Regions from separate parts of the Homo sapiens genome. Here region 1 is linked to region 2. A link is a loop called in an ENCODE intact Hi-C map of the cell type or tissue named here. Cell type or tissue: IMR-90. All regions are shown on one strand. Links, peaks and the distances in the headings refer to the core of each region. The heading gives the core; the rest is flanking DNA. Region 1 has its middle 31 kb from the start of PSG11-AS1. Region 2 overlaps PSG5 (pregnancy specific beta-1-glycoprotein 5).

Region 1 (4,396 bases), core at 108-4,107, 58 kb after region 2:
GACATTGCCACGGCATTTGTAAACTGTCATGGCGCTGGTGGGAATGTAGCAATGAGGACCGCCGGAGGTCACTCTTGTGGCCATCTTGGTTTTGGTGGGTTTTAGCCAGCTTCTTTACTGCAAACTGTTTTATCAGCAAGGTCTTTATGACCTGTATCTTGTGCTGACCTCCTATCTCATCCTGTGACTTAGAATGCGTTAACTGTCTGGGAATGCAGCGCGGTAGGTCTCAGCCTCATTTTACCCTGCTCCTATTCAAGATGCAGTTGCCCTGGTTCAAACACCTCTGACAGTTCCACATGTGCTCATGTTACTTCTGTTTTGGGGGAAAACATTGGGTGGGTTTGTACCGCTCATCAGGCTTTGGTGTGTATGCAGGTGGGCATGAGTAAAGTAGATCATATATAACATCCAATTCTAGGAAGAACTCAGAAATCTCAGCTGCCAGGAGAAAAGAAAGACTTGTTTTTTCTGCTGATGCACAGCAGGTAAAAGGAAATCTATTCTCACTTCCCACAGTTCTACCAGCAAAAGCTGTTTTAACAGCAGGAAAACTGAAAGCAAGATTGCAACTGGAACATAGAACCAAGAACTTGCGATTTGCTCAGTCCCATTCCCCATTGCAGTGGATGTGTGGCCTGAGAAGTTTGACAATAAATAATATCTCAGGATGCTGCTGTCATGGGCTGTGAAATACACAGACTTTATGGTCATAACAGCCTTTAAACAAGGACCTTTGTTTATTCACCGGTTCCCTCACCCTTCCCGACATAGAGTGAATAGAAGGGCCTTTGAGGGGACCTAAAGAATGTGGTGCATTCGATATGTTTAATTGCAGAAAAAATGCTCTCCTGGCTACTCAGAAACTAATAACATCTATGCAATAATATAACATGAAAATGTGTAAGTGCAATGCCTTAGGCTTCGACTCTGTGTGCAGTGGCAGCTAATAGTGGAGGGTTTCGGCCAGTGGGGTGAAGTCCTGTGACTTTTCTTCAAAAAGAATGTTTGCTGTAAGGTCAACTCAAGAGCCAGGTTATCAATTAGGGGGTCATTGCAGAAGTTGAAGCCAAAGGTGATGGTGCATGGGACCACAGCCATACCACGGCAGGTGGTGGAAAGTGCTGGATTCTCACAGATGGATCTTGTACATGGAAACAATATCCTGGACCCCTGTGGAACTGGAGTCTCAAGGTCTGGGGTTGTGACCAGCCAAATACCACATCTTTGCTTGCATGAGAATTATTCCCAACATTGGCTCCAGTGTTCCTCTGCCCACAGTCTTGACCTCCCCACTGTCCAGCACCCAAAAAGATACTTCATTCCAGTGCTCCATGAGCAGAGAAAAGACCCTTCTTACCCCTGCTCTCATCTCAATCACAGCATCCTGGCCTCCATGGCATTAGGGTCACTGAACCTCGTGTGGGCTGGAGGTCATGGAGAAAGGTATAGACCACTCTCTAACACTGTATGAATCGTGAAGTTCAGGAAGTGTCTCAGACTGGCATATGATAAATGTGGATCCTATTATTGAAATGGGTGGGGTGGGGAGGACTTTATCTTATGCTACTCAATCTCCTTTCCTGTCCCTACCCACCAAAGGTGTATGACAGGCCTATGAGTGACAGCATCCCCAAGTGGCCAATGTGGGAGTCACAGTTTGATAGTTAAAAAATAGAGATTCTCCTATGAACTTCCCCCATGACCTGAATGCTTGTTCTAGGTCTAAGGCTCAGAAAGCAATACCACAAAATCAAAGCCTCAGAAAGTTCACCACACCTTAAACTCCTGACCTCAAGCAATCCTCCCGCCTTAGCCTCTCAAGTAGCTAGGACTGCAGGTACATGCCATGTGCCAGGCTATTTTTTCAAAATTTTTTGTAGAGATGGAGTCTTGAAATGTTACCCAGGCTGGTATGGAACTCCTGAGCTCAAGCAATCCTTCTGAAAGAGCCTCAGAAGCAAAACTTTCTCTCTGAGCTTCTTCTGCCTTCCTGTCTCTGAGTCCCATTCTCCCTGGAGGCACCTTAGAAACTAGAATCCCTCTTCCCCCTGATGGGTACTAGAAATCAGAACCCCTTTTCCCCAAAGCCAGCCATAAAACCTAAAAATCGGACTCTAATTTTCCCTCTACATTTCTGCGTAAAAACGGGCCATACAGAAATTATCTGGGTTGGGTGTGGTGGCTCAAATCTGTAATTTCAACACTTTGGGAGGCCAAGGCAGGAGGATTGCTTGAGCCCAGGAGCTTAAGACCAGCCTGAGTAACATTGCAAGACTCCATCTCTGCAAAAATTTTTAAAAATTAGTGTGGTATGTCGGCACGCACCTGTAGTCCTACCTACTTCAGAGGCTGAGACTGGCAGATTGCTTGAGTCCAGGAATTTGAGGCTGTGGTGAACCATGGATCAGGCCGCTGCACTTCACCCTGGGTGACAGAATCAGACCCTGCCTCTTGAAAAGAGAAAACAAAAGAAGAAATGATCTGACCTACTTTGTTTGACTGTAGGTCTTAAGACCCCCCTTTCCAGAAAGTTGGTTATTCATTGGTCCTCTCGCCCTTCCTGAAAAGAGTGAATAGAGGGGCCTTTGAGGGGACCTAAGGAATATGGTGAATTTTCCCCACACCCAGAAGGAAGAAGCACTGCTCAGAGAGGCCAAGAAGAATCCAACCCTATTTCTACATGGCTGTCCATACTTTGTTGAACCTAGGCATAAAAATGGACGGTTTCCTCTGTATCTTTTGGTCTTCATTCTAAAGGCTCTCATGTCATATACAACTGTGATCAAATAAATATTTAAGCTTTTTCTCCTGTGAATCTTCCTTTTGTCAGTTGGTTATCAGCAAACCTTCAGAGGGTGAAGGGGAAGCTTTCCCTTGGCCCCTATACAGACAAGAATTTTGAATGCCTTATTTAATTTTTGCTTTCTCAGTACTAAGCAGAGTAAGAGTGAATTCCATATATTCTGTGTCATCCCAGAGAACAGAAACAAGACCAGGGAGTGAGTAAAAGTTATCCAAAGACAGATTTTGATTTCATATTAGAAAACACTATAAACACTATTAGAAAGTGATGTTAGTTATTATTGCAGTGTTGCAATTTGTTGAATCTTGACTTCCTGTTCCTGGCCATATTCTAACCTAACTAAAGGCTCCAGGTTGGGTTAAATGCCTTGAGGTTGCCTAAAATACTCCTCTGTTGTGCTTCATCCTGTTTCTAGAATTTTCTAGATAAGATTAATCTCTAATTTTATGGCTGTCTTCCACACTAGTTTTCATCTTTTTATGGACAGAGATTAATAATGTCTTACTCATCTTTGTATTTCTAGCATCTAATACAGTTTTGAATACATAAAGTTACTGAAAATATAACCCTTGAATTAGGAACTGGGGAGTGGTGGAGGTAATTGTATTGACTGAGAGATAGTATTCGATTCATGTTAAAATCCTGCCACATTTGAAGATTCACTAAGTCTGCCCCTACCAAAAGATTCTATTGCTAATTCATCATTACCATATTAGATGCTATGAATTGGCACCCTAGTAGATTGAGTGCATTCACTCCTACTTTCCAACCTCCAAATTCTGGGTTCATGTTGTGACCACACATTCATGAAATTGATATGGACAGGAGACAGGGAAATACTGGGTAAAGAAGGTAGTTCCCCAGCAAAGGCCCTACACTCAAGCCTGGAGACCCATGGCCCTAAGTGGGAAAAGTTGCCTTCTTCCCTGACATGTCCCCCTATCCTGTACCCATATAAATCCCAAACGCCAGGCTCCAGAAGCAGATGAGGAGATGAGGAGACAAGCAGACAAATGGCAGATGACACAGCAGAGAAAGAGAGAAGGGAAGGAATGTGTGAATGCCAGGAGTTAAACTGGGGGTGGTCAGAGGGGAGATTGGCTGCTGGATGACCAAACTCCAGGGGAAGATCATCTTCTCACTCCATTCCCCCTTCCAGCTCCCCATCCATCCTGCTGAGAGCCACCTCCACCATTCAGTAAAACCCCACATTCATCCTTCAAGCCTGTGTGTGTGACCCGATTCTTCTGGGACACTGGGCAAAGGCTGGGAATACAGAAAGCTGTCACACTGGCCCTCTACCCTTGTGAAATGGCAGAAGGTCTATTGAGCTGGTTAACACTTAAGCCATTTGCAGAGAGCAAGACTAAAAGAGCATTGTAACACTTGGGCTGCAGGCACCACCCCTCCTCCAGACACTACTGCCAGGCTGGAGCCCAAAGCACTCACTCCAGCCCCTGCACCTGCCCATCTGTGTGCTCCATCTCCCATCAGGGGTTTGAGCAACTAAGCGGGTGAGCCACACGCCTGTTGCACATCCCGTGAGGTAGATCAGGGAACTCTCCTCCTTCAAAATGGCTAGTGGTAGAT
Region 2 (4,396 bases), core at 213-4,212:
GTGTGAAACCTCCACTGTGCCAAGCATTAGGTCAGGTGACTGAATCATTTAACATTTATTCACAGTAGCATGAAAATCCACAGTCCATTTGCCACTTAGCTTATTTGATTGAGAGAAAACTGAGGCACAGGAAGGCACAGTCACTGAACCAGAGTCACACAAACCCAAAGGGGGAGATCAGGGTCACATGAGGTCTGTCTGCAGCCACAGGCCCATCTTCTCCACCAGAAGTGAGGGCTTACTGGGTTCCAAGGACCCCATAGTCATTTATTGGCTCAAATCCTCTCTTCTTAGGCTTCTAAACCTCAGAGGAGTGAGAGCAAATGGTCAGCTGATTAGTCTGCACTCCAGAACTAAATCAACTGCCTCAACCGTCAGAGTCAGTGCAAAAAATATGTCCAGGCCTCCCCCTCAGATCTTAACCCCCATCACTGAACCTGAAATCCTGTGTTTCCCAAAGTGCCCATGTCACTGTCATGAAAGGATCAAGGAGAGGACTTTGTTTTCTTTCCCCACTCAGACCCTGCTCCAGCACAGGCCCAGCGAGAGACACACACTCAGGAGCTCTCACATAACAAATGAAGGAATGGAATGAAGAAATGAATGATCCAAAACCTCTTTAGAGACTGGATGTTGGATGCAGAATCCTAGGAGGTTCTAGCCACACCTGTCCCTTGTCCTTCAGAGGCTGACATCCATGTTTCATCCCCCCACTACCTCTTGCCCCTAAAGCCACCCCACCTCATGCAACTCTGAAGCTCTTTGGCCACCAGAGGATTCTCAGGGCTCCTTTGTCCTGGACTGTGGAACTGGGGGCAGCTGGTCCCTGGGGTCTCTGAAGTCAGTGTCTCCCTCACTGCTCACTGCCATGGTGTCTCTGCCTCTGCTTCTCTGTGTCCCTCATCTTCCTCCCACTTCATTCTGACTGGCAAGCCCTGTCCTGCACAGCTTCTTCCCCCACCCCTAGGCCTTCCCCAGACACTCCCTCTAACTAGGCTGGCTGTTCTGTTCCCTTCCCGCTAACACTGTGGCCTGGCCCACCTCCCAGGAAATAGGAAAGGTGCAGAAATCACCTGGAGTTGCCACTCCTGCCAGGCTTCATCTCGAGCCAATGTTCCCAGGTCACTAAGAGAATGAGCTTCCACTGTATTCCCATCCAGGGCTCTTTCCCTTTGTGAGGCTGACCTGTGGACAAGACAATGGGACAGGGATAGGCAGTTCCTCCATCCATTCATAATTGCCAGGCAAGATCTTCTGGCCTCCTGCACAAAAAAAAAAAAAAAAAATTATTGAAATGTTGGTTTCTAGTCAAGAAAGATTTTAACGACTCCAAGTCTGCCAAACAGGAGGACAGAGGTTTATTATTACTCAAATCAGCCTCCCCAGTGGATCAGGGGTTAGAGATTTTCAAGGATAGTTTCAGGGGCACAGGACTAAAAAATGAGTACTGCTGATTATTTGGTGATGGAATCATGTGGGCAGAGGGAAATGATCTGTTTGTGCTCGAATCTGCCTCCAGGTAGGGACCACATGACTGGCTGAGCCATTAGTCATAGGTATGAATGAGGTCAGCCGGTTGCCAGAATGCAAAAGAATGAGAAACATCTCAAAAGACCAATCTCATGTTCTACAATAGTGATGTTATCTATAGGAGCAATTAGTTACAAATTTTGTAAACTCTGGCCAAACAACATTGCAGCAGTCAGGAATTATAGAAACTGTGCCAACATTTTAGCAGAATTCAGTTCCCTCCTATAATCTTAATCTCATGGTCTTTCACTAGTTTGACAAAGGCCATCCCTGGGCAAAGTAAGGTTGTTAGTTTCATGGAGGAAGTTTTGTGATTCTTGCTTCAAAGTCAAACCATAAATTAAATTCCTCCCAAGGTTAGCCTGGCCTATGCCCAGGAATGAGTGAGGATAGCCAGCCAGAGACTAGATGCCAGATGGAGTCAGACATGCTACTTTGCTGTCACTGTTGTAATGTATGGACTGACTCACCAGGGTGTCAGAGGCTGGACAGGCCTGCAGTCCCCAATGCCCATGGACTCATTTCAACTGTTTCACTCGTGACTCCATCCTCAAACTACTATGGAGCTCACATTCTCCTGTCACTTCTTAGAGACTTCTGGCTTCCTGTCAGGCATATAACAAGCTTGAAATTTGTCACTCGGTTCTAACAGTAAGTAAAAAGTTGAACAAACTCAAAAGTCAACAACTCATTAAAATCCCTCAGAGATGGCTGGGCACAGTGGCTCATGCCTATAATCCCAGGACTTTGGGAGGCCGAGGCGGGCACAAGGTCAGAAGATGGAGACCATCCTGGCTAACATGTTGAAACTCCGTCTCTACTAAAAATACAAAAAATTAGCTGGGCGTGGTGGCGGATGCCTGTAGTCCCAGCTACTTGGTAGGCTGAGCCAGGAGAATGCCGTGAGCCCAGGAGGTGGAGCTTGCAGTGAGCTGAGATCATGCCACTGCACTCCAGCCTGGGTGAAAGAGAGAGACTCTGTCTCAGAAAAAAAAATGCTGTTAGAGAAATGAAGAATGCTTTTGATGCTTACTGGTAGACTGCACACAGCTGGGGAAAGAATCTCTGGCTTGAGGATGTGTCAATAGAAACTTCCAAAACTGAAAAAGGAAAGTTCAATAAGAGTGGGGGAAAAAAAGTGGAACAACACATTCAACTTCACATTTAATATTTTGTTTTGGCAATAGCAATTTTTAAATTTTGTAGTTGTGGACAACTGCAAAGGCTGTCAGATACACGTAATGTGAATATTGGTGGTTTTGGGGACCAGTTGGAGGTGGCCAGGTGTGTGCTATCTAATGGTTTTACTGCCTGTGCCACATAAAACTGTTTCCTCATGATGATGCCATTTTCATAAGTTGGAGTTCTACGTGTGGGGAGACACACGAGCCATTGGCATCTCACTTAGATTCTTCCTAATTCACACAAACTTAAACTTTAGTGGTGTTTCGTGAGCTTAAGAGAAAATGAAGAAAGCATTTCACATACCTGTTTTGGGGTCCTCCCCATTTTTCCTAACTCTGCACAGAAATTAGAAGCAGGGAGTTCTTTCTATATTTACTAACATAACACACATCACTTCTTTTAATTTGGCATCCTTCCTCCCTTTATGTAATTGACGCACTGACCAGTTCTGTCCTTTTAACGGGACTCTCTACTTAAGGAGCTGCTAATTTCAAATCACCTTTGGCGTCTTTCTTTGAGCATAATGTGATCCTGCTGGAATTCACGGCACACCTAAACCTTATTTTGGTCTCAAGAGAAATACTACTACCAGCAATTGATCTTAGATGTTTGGATCATCAGTAAAAATTTCCACTTATGAAAACATTTTAATGTTTCCTCCAAATTTTTTTTGTTACTAGAGTCAGAACATAACATGAGGTCTAAACTCCTGACAACTTTTTATGGGAAAATTACAGTATTACGAATTGAGCATCGGAAATCCAGAAATCCACAATCTGAAATGCTCCAAAACTCAACCCTTCTGACCACTGATGTGATGTTAAAAAGAAGTGCTCACTGGCGCATTGTGGATTTTAAATTTTTCAGATTTGGGATGCTAAACCAGTACATGTACTGCAAATATTCCAAAATTAAAAAAATTAGAAATCCAAAACACTTTGTTTTAAGCTTTCTGCATAAGGAGCACTGTATCTGCATGAAGTATAGGCACGAGGCTGCACAGGAGATCTCTAGAACCTCCTCATCCTGCATAACTGAAACCGCACACCCATGGAACAACACCCTATTCCCCTGATCCCAGCTCCTGCAAACTACTATTCTACTCTCTGATTCACTCTGGAATCCACTGATATGAGGTACATAGAGTAGTCAAACTCAGAATCAGAGAGTAGAATGTCTAATGAGAGAAAGTATCTGCAAGACTTCTTCCCAAATATTGGTCTAATATCCACCAAACACATATGGTCCATGAGGGCCAGACTTCCATCATCAGTTCATGATTACCCTTTCCAACAGTCAGTGCTGCATTTGCAAACATCCACATGTATTTCTAGAAGATCCACATGGTCCTCACCTGCCCTCTACAAGGGGAAGGAAGCATCATGGACCCAGAACAGGGAACAATGGTCTTGGTCCAAAGCTATCAGCTCTTGCCTGTCCCCTTCACTCTTTGTAGGTCATTCCTTGGACTCTGCTCTATCTTTAGAAGTCACTGGCTCAAGTCAGTCACTATGAGACACCTGGGAAAACTGCGCCACCTTGTGGCTCCACTGCCTGATGACTGAACTGACCTCCAGGCTTGACTCTGGTCTCCCCTGTGTTATTTATGCTGAAGTACCCAGTCCCAGGCCAGGCTTTCCAGTACCCAAAGGGTTTAAGGACAATGGGAAGTTCCATCATC

The links. Peaks named below come from ENCODE experiments on the same cell type or tissue, not always from the same donor. Only the 100,000 strongest peaks of a DNase experiment are listed, where the experiment ranks them.
Region 1: a loop joins it to region 2, with 4 times the contacts of the local background. A loop is called at or near these places in 3 of 110 quality-filtered maps.

Annotation. Positions count from the first base shown.
Region 1 is chr19:43,121,795-43,126,190 of GRCh38, reverse strand. No RefSeq gene overlaps it. Among named protein-coding and RNA genes, the nearest start is that of PSG11-AS1, 31 kb to the left of the region's middle. In IMR-90, for the core only: a CTCF peak has its summit at 1,626; no DNase peak of the experiment used is centred there; H3K27ac peaks cover 901 bases.
Region 2 is chr19:43,179,596-43,183,991 of GRCh38, reverse strand. All of the region lies in intron 2 of PSG5 (pregnancy specific beta-1-glycoprotein 5), which reads left to right. Among named protein-coding and RNA genes, the nearest start is that of PSG5, 4.7 kb to the left of the region's middle. In IMR-90, for the core only: no CTCF peak of the experiment used is centred there; DNase peaks (open chromatin) are centred at 1,511, 1,981 and 2,481; H3K27ac peaks cover 2,035 bases.